Linked DNA regions of Homo sapiens: region 2 is linked to region 1. The links are chromatin loops, found by intact Hi-C in ENCODE. Cell type or tissue: A673. All regions are shown on one strand.

Region 1 (4,000 bases):
TGACCTTTAGGTCTCTCAAAAATAAAGTATCAAAGAACTGAAACTCACCAGACCACCACATCTAGACAATCCCATCCAGATGTCAAACCCTAAATTCATCATGATTGTTTCCTTGCCCCTCTCTAGTTCCTGTTTTCTTTTCTTTTCCTTTTCTTTCCTTTTCCCCTTTCCTTTCCTTCTTTCCTTTCCTTTCCTTCTTGTTTGGAGAGGAAGTCTCACTCTGTAGCCGAGGCTACAGTGCAGTGGTGTCATCTCAGCTCACTGCAACCTCCGCCTACCGGATTCAAGCGATTCTCCTGCCTTAGCTTCCCGAGTAACTGGAATTACAGGTGCGTGCCACTGCACCTGGCTAATTTTTTGTGTTTTTTTAGTAGAGATGAGGGTTCACCATGTTGGCCAGGCTGGTCTTGAACTCCTGACCTCAGGTGATCCACCTGTTTCGGCCTCCCAAAGTGCTAGGATTACAGGTACCCAGCCACACTGTTGCATTTCTTTCCTTTTATTTAAACCTCTAGTTTTAGTAATTCAGGGAGATGGATTTGAGTCTGAGCTCCCATCTCCTCAGCTGTAGCACCCAATTATAGGCTTCTTCCTTGGCAATAATTATTGCCTCAGTTATTGACTTTCTGTGTGGCAAGCAGTAGGACCTAGACTGAACCTCTGGTACTTTCATAACACCAATTCTTGAGTTATTATATTGAGTATGAATTTTGCAGAGGAAAAAGAAATAAGATGCATAAGATACAGGCTGCTGTCTTCTCCAGGAAAAAAAAAAATGAGAAACAGGACAGGAGTTTTACTACTCTACCATTAGGAACAAGGAAAAAGAAACAAATTGAAGGCATAAAACTGGTCTCTCCAAGGTCTTACCGTAGTGAATATATAGAGAAACCTCAAGAATTCCAAGAGAGAACCAGTAAGGAAAGTATTTTTCTCTACCAACCCTGTTCTTCACACAATGGTAATAGAACTTAGAATAATCCATGCCCATAATATTCTAGATTGTTGTGATCCCATTTTTTATAGAAATTGGCAAGGCATACAACATGTATTTTGATTAATTTTTCAGACATATTATTGCAAAACCTATACAACAGGTAGAATCAAATGAATGAGTAACAGGTTATTTAATTCAAGTTGTTGTTCCAGTGTCTATCTTAGTGCTTGGCACAAAACAGGCACCAAATATCTTTCTACTGAATAACTGAATTAATTTTTATTTGTGTTGAGTAAAATAATTTCATATGATGATGAATGGAAATTGCTCCAGTTATATTAACCCTGCCTGGAGCTAGGTGTACCTTATTCATAATAGAGATATGCATTTTATTATTGTAATAGAAAACACTGGCTTTTATGCATAGCAACATGAAACTTATTAGGTGATATTGTCAGCTGAATTTACATTTAACCTGATTTCTTAAAGAAAAAAACAGCCTGTCATATCCAGAGTGAGATATTAACAGATATATATCAGAACTTCAGTGAGACAGTTTCTTTGAATATTTATAGTATTTATCAATTGTTGACATTTTATAGTGATTTTTTTCTTGCAAAATCCATTAGCTTGCCATGTTATCAGGCAAAAGAAATAGTCTATTGACATTAAAAATAATTTGCCATATTAAGGTAGACATCATTGTAGTAAGGAATACAAAATGAAGAAAGTAACAGAGAATATTGTCTACAGACAGCTTCTTTTAAGAATTAATACTCGGGGTGCATAAATATTTGAGTATTTCTCTAGTCTTATGAGATTACGCATATACACATATAATTTTTTTTTTTCATCTTAGGTCGTATTCTCCAAGATAAGACACCAATCACCATCTATGTAATTTACATCGTAAAATTTTGTGAAAGATGGTCTGCATGAATTCTTATTGTTTCTCAGCAGAAAGTTGAAGTAATCAGAATTTTCTTTTTTTCTTAGTCTTTCTTGTATTAAGGGACTATATTTTGTTAACTTTAAATATAAATGCTCTCATTTTGTTTGAAAATGAAAATTAAAGAAATCACTAGTGCCACCTATTGGTGGAAATCCATATTGTGAGCTGTGTTAATTCATCCTCAGATGTGCCCTGTGGGACGCTAGAAGATGTAAAGTGGAGACACAAATCGAAGTGAAGTGAAGTATATAGCTGAGTATCATGCATCACAAGGAGTAAGGGGTGTACATGATAAGCATCCTCATTTTATCCTAAGTTGTGATATTGCAGTGTAGATAATCCTTGTTTTACAGAAGAAGAAACTGAGGCTTAAAGGGATTAAATGCTACTTTATTCAATATATTATGTAATCGTTAGAAAAGTTGTGATTTTAAATACAACTCTATTCTTTTTACTGAATCAGAACACTTACGCAAAAATTTCAATGTACATTAACTACACATCTGATGAGGGATATGAATTCATAGCCTTCAATTAAACTGTATATTTGATTCTGCTATTCCTAAGTTACTGGATTGTTTTAATCATATTTTTAAGAAGGCTGCTCAATGAATTATTGAGCATTTTAGTGAATTTACACAAATATCAACTTAATTTTAGACTTTGCACTGACTTATTTATCTACAAGTTTCTGAAGCCATTTGGTGTTTTTTACTTTTGCAGGTAAAGGATTCTGGCTTAGAGTAGTGTCAATCATATGTATTTTAAAATTTGTTTATTTTGACTTATTCATGCTTATATTAATATTTGAGTGATAGTTCAATATCCTTACAAAAAAATGGCAGCAACAGTAAACCTAACACACACGCTATATCAATAAATGCATAGTAGCTCTTACTCTTTTACTTCTACCATCAATGATTACAAATAGAAAAAATAATGTGTTCAGTTAGGCAGGACTAAGGGCTAGCCTGGAACTTACTGCTCTACCATCTTGTGGTCATCACTTCAACTCTTCCGATCCCAATTATGCCTTTGTAACAGAAATCATAGTGATCACTTTTTTTCTCAAGACATCCTCACATCTGCAGTTGGTTTAATATTATAAAGTATACAAAAGATATGAAATATGTGTTTATTTATTATGTCTCTTCCATTTCCATTAAATGTTATAAAAGAGATAGTTGTATATTTTAAGGCTTAACTCTCCTTCCTATAGATAATAAAATTCCCAGTAAGCAGTCTGACCCCTCTTCAAAAATTTCCAATGCCCTGCCAGAAAATGTAATAAATATCAAAATTTTGTTTCCAAGTTTGCAGGAAAATAAATGTCTATTAAATATAATAAACAGGTAAAAAACTCTCCAACTTTAGAGAGGTCCCTATGATAGTCTTACTTCTATTGTATTTATAAAACAAAGATAATAAGATATTAGATGAAAAGCACAAACTCCAAAGATTGAGGGTTTAAATTAAAATTCTGTCTTTATTTCTTTGGAGCTTTATGATTCTGGAAATGTTGTTTTAGATCCTTGAACTTCAATTTCCTCAGGTGCATAAAAACTTATAGGATTACTTTAAGGAATTAAATGAAATAATGTGCAAAATGGTAGTCAAAATGAGTACGAGCTATTAATCTTACAATATTTAAGCTCTGAGTTAAAAACAATGGGTTAATTGGGTTGTCAAAGGTAGCAGTCTTAAAAAAACTTAAAACGAGCACCTCCTGCTATGTTATTTCTGTTCATCGCTTTTCAGATCTCACGGAGTTAGAATTGTCTTAGAATCTTTTTTTTAAATTTTTATTTATTTATTTATTTATTTATTTATTTATTTATTTGAGACAGAGTCTTACTCTGTTGCCGGCTGGAGTGCAGTGGTGAAATCTTGGCTCATTGCAACCTCCACCTCCCAGATTCAAGTGATTCTCCTGCCTCAGCCTCGCAAGTAGCTGGGACTACAGGGGCACGCCACCACACCCAGTTAATTTTTGTATTTTTAGTTGAGATGGGGTTTCACCATGTTGGCCAGGATGGTCTCAATCTCTTGACCTCATGATCCACTCGCCTTGGCCTCCCAATCATGAAGCAGGCGTGAACCACTGCGCCTGG
Region 2 (4,000 bases), 980 kb before region 1:
GTCTCGATTTTGGAAAAGAATGGAATTATGGTCACATTCATGTAATTACTAAAGATAAATTTAGAATGCAAAATGTAGGCTACTTGTCCTGGTTCTTGTGTTCTTCGTTCTCTGTATGCAATTGTCATCCTGCAGTCACGTTACTTTAGTATATCTTACAGAATGAATATGCGCCCTCCTATGAAGGAAAGAATTCCTAGAGAAGAACTAACATTAGTTAAATGCCTCCTTTATATTTATTAGCTACATTGTAAATAAACCAACCCTTTCATTTATATTGGGAAATTTGTTTCACAGTTATTAATTAACATTCTCAAATATAAATTTCATTAACCATGGATTTAAGATATAAATCAAAACACATTTAATCACAAAGGCCATGATCTTCATATTATATCAGTCTATATCTAATTATTAATTATTTTAACTTCTAGGGTTAGTGAATTCTGATGAACATAGGTATGTGTGTGGTATACAGAATGAGGCAGTGTTTCCTGCAAACTGCATTCAATAAGCAAAGACTTCAATATATTCCATGTGTTTATACGTATTTTCAAAACCTTATTTGAGTCCTTTCCTTCCCTTATTTGATTTAACCAACAGAATATTTCATAAGTTAGATCTGGGGACAGCATTTTAAATACATGCCAACCAAACAGAATACCAATTACAATTTTAAACAGTTGAATTAAGGAGAACTAAATGCAACATAAATAATTCAATGTTCATTTTTAGAACATTTTCTATAACAATGAACAGGAAAAACACTTAAAAATGCAAGGAATATAATGGATTGTAGAAAAATCAATGTTATAGTTTGTTAATGGATTTGGTAACTTGCACTTCCAGGGAACAGAGAAAATTGAAGTGGAACTAAGATTTCATTATGACATATTTCAAACTCTCTTAGGCTCTTAAGATTTTCCATTTCATTGGCTGCTTTGAATTTCATATGCTAATTTTAGAACTGTTACAAATCAGAATTTAATATTTGAAAAGTGTATTACAATTAGTAATAATCCAGTGTGTTAATTCAGTGTTATTGTACTAGATTTTTAAAAAATGAGTAAAATGTATGGACAATTCATCACAATAACTAATAGGATATGCCAAAGTAGGTGTCTCTACCTACTCAACTTAAATGTTTATTAACTCAATTTATTCTGTCAAATTTAATAATACAATATGAAAATAACTATCAAGGTATTTAGCAACAATTAGATAATTGACACACTTCAAAGAAATGGAAGTCGTGAATGATTTGTCTTACTTTTCAAATAGCTGTATTAGTGCTGAATACACTTTGAAAAAGTTATTTTTTTTTAAACATGGGCATCTTACCTGTGAAAAGTTAAGATTTTGGGGGGAGGTTGTTGCTTTTTAAACAGTTTTAGTAAGATATAGTTTACATATCATACAATTCACTCATTTAAAATGTACACCCCCGTGTATTTTAGCATGTTAACAGAGTTGTGTAACAATAACCACAAATGTAGAACATTTTCATCACCACCCTAAAAAGAAACTCCATAACGATTCATAGTCATGATTGATTTCTCTTCCTGTCCCCATCTATGCTCTCCTTTCTACCCCCAGGCCCTGGCAACGACTTTCCTACTTTCTATCTCTATAAAATTTTGCCCCATCTGGATATTTAAAAATATTCCATTTAAAATATTCCTTTTTCCTAATTGTAATTATAAATCCTTTAACCAATATCCCCTACTCCTTCACTCCCCACTAACCAGCTCAGCCTCTGTTAACCATTATTCTGTTCACTACTTCTATGAGATCAACTTTTTTAGAAAGCACATATATGTGAGATCACATGGTGTTTGTCTTCCTACATCAGGCTTATTTCATTTAATATAGTGTCTGTTAGAGTCTTCCATGTTGTTACAAATGACAGGATTCTGTTCTTTCTTAGGGATGAATAGTATCCCATTGTGTATATTTTACATATTTTCTTTATTCATTCATTTACTGATGGGCATTTAGGTGGATTCCATTGTTGTTAATGTTTTTCAGGAAGTGGAAGTCTTCCTGAAAAATTAAATACAAGTGTGACCTTAAACATGTTGCTTTCTCTCTATTAGCCATAGCTCCTTCGTATTCAAATAAAATGGTTTGACCAAACCAGCATTCCCCAATGTGATTTGTGCATATTAGTCATGGAGAATACTCTGATACAAAAATAATTTCCAGCCCAAATTTGTTTTTAAAGGTCTTTGTATTAATTTCCCTTTTGAAGTGTCACAAAGAACTTTTAAAATTTTATGCATCCTGGCCAGGCACGGTGGCTCATGCCTGTAATCCCAGCACTTTGGGAGGCCGAGGCGGGCAGATCACGAGGTCAGGAAATCGAGACCATCCTGGCTAACACGGTGAAACCCTGTCTCTACTAAAAGTATAAACAATTAGCTGGGCGTGGTGGCAGGCGCCTGTAGTCCCAGCTACTCCGGAGGCTGAGGCAGGAGAATGGAGTGAACCCGGGAGGCGGAGCTTGCAGTGAGCCGCGATAGCGCCACTGCACTCCAGCCTGGGCAACAGTGCAAGATGCTGTCTCAAAAAAAAAAAAAAAAAAATGTATGTGTCTTGTATTTCATTCAATAAATATTGCATGTTATTTGTTAGGTAGTACAGGTTACATATTTTTATAATAGCTCTGAGAAATACTAAAGCATAGAATAAAATATGATGAAATTAATTTTAAACCATACTTCATTTGGCATTCTTTGAAAGTAATGATCACGGAAATATTTTTAGTCATGGAAAAATCCTCCTTTCATCCCTCTATCCCTCCATGGAACATATAGTAGAAAATACTAGGTAATCTTTAAACTCCATCCAAGTTCAAAATAGTACGTTTGGCAATCTCAAAAGCCACTTCTATATTGTATTTGTAACATATGATATGAAGATCGAATATATATAGCTGTTTTCTTTTACCTTTTCCTTCAGAAAAAGGGGGCCATACAAATCACAGAGTTTCAAATATTTGTAATATAAGTAACAGATTTAGGGTTCCCTGATAACTTATTACATTCTAACTTACCTAACTGTCTTTGCCTTGTCATCAAATTCTATAACACCAGTCATAGACTCATATCACTGTTTATAAGGATATAGAGTCATAGAGTACATATGTGGTTTGAGTTCTTAAGTTTTCACTTCTTCTGCATGGTTTATGATTTATCCTATTTGTTGCTTTTTTATTCATTATCGATATTCTAATTTTTCTTTTATACCCTGTTCATCATAAGATCTTAAATGAATTTAAGCCACAATAGCAGTTTTCTGAGCCCCAGTAGACTCACCCATCATTTTGATAGTAAAAACAGGTAATATATGTCATCACTATGCTAAAAAGTTTATTAACCCATTTAACCTTCATAACAATTCCAAGAGTCAGATTTTCTACTGAAATTACCCTCTTACTTAGGAGAATTGTTATAAAAAATTTTAAGGAAAAATGTGCATAATCTGTATGAAATTCTTTCCACACAGTAGGTATCTAAATGGTAATTATAATGATGATGATGATTTGGATTTTGAATCACTTACTATAAACCACTGTTACCTGGACTGTGTTGATTGTACAAAGGCAATTAGCTTCAAATAATCAAATAGATCTTGTTCAGACCTATTGCAAGGGCACCTTGGCAGGTGACTTTATTGCTTTAGTTCTGAAGTAAACAGAGTATAACTGCTTATTTTCACTGCTACTTTCAGAGTACTTAAAGGGATTTATATTTTAAAAAAGTGATTGACTTCAGGACCAATATTTAGTTAGCATTAATTACTCAGTAACATCTTATTTGATACAATATGTAGATCCCTAGGCATTTTTACAAATCTCTGTTTTTGTCAAAAAGTTGTAGATTCAGAATCTGGTTGGAGAAAAAACTCATTGACCCTAGGGGATAAATTGAGCACATTATACTATTAAAACATTTATTGACTTAGTCTTCCATGTATATGTCTCTTCGGCCAGAGCCAG

The links. Peaks named below come from ENCODE experiments on the same cell type or tissue, not always from the same donor. Only the 100,000 strongest peaks of a DNase experiment are listed, where the experiment ranks them.
Region 2: a loop joins it to region 1, with 2.3 times the contacts of the local background. A loop is called at or near these places in 1 of 110 quality-filtered maps.

What each region holds. Positions count from the first base shown.
Region 1 is chr11:39,373,276-39,377,275 of GRCh38, forward strand. No RefSeq gene overlaps it. Among named protein-coding and RNA genes, the nearest start is that of LINC01493, 730 kb to the left of the region's middle. In A673, a CTCF peak has its summit at 2,037 (motif pointing left); a DNase peak (open chromatin) is centred at 2,056; H3K27ac peaks cover 1,423 bases.
Region 2 is chr11:38,392,791-38,396,790 of GRCh38, forward strand. No RefSeq gene overlaps it. Among named protein-coding and RNA genes, the nearest start is that of LINC02759, 250 kb to the right of the region's middle. In A673, no CTCF peak of the experiment used is centred here; no DNase peak of the experiment used is centred here.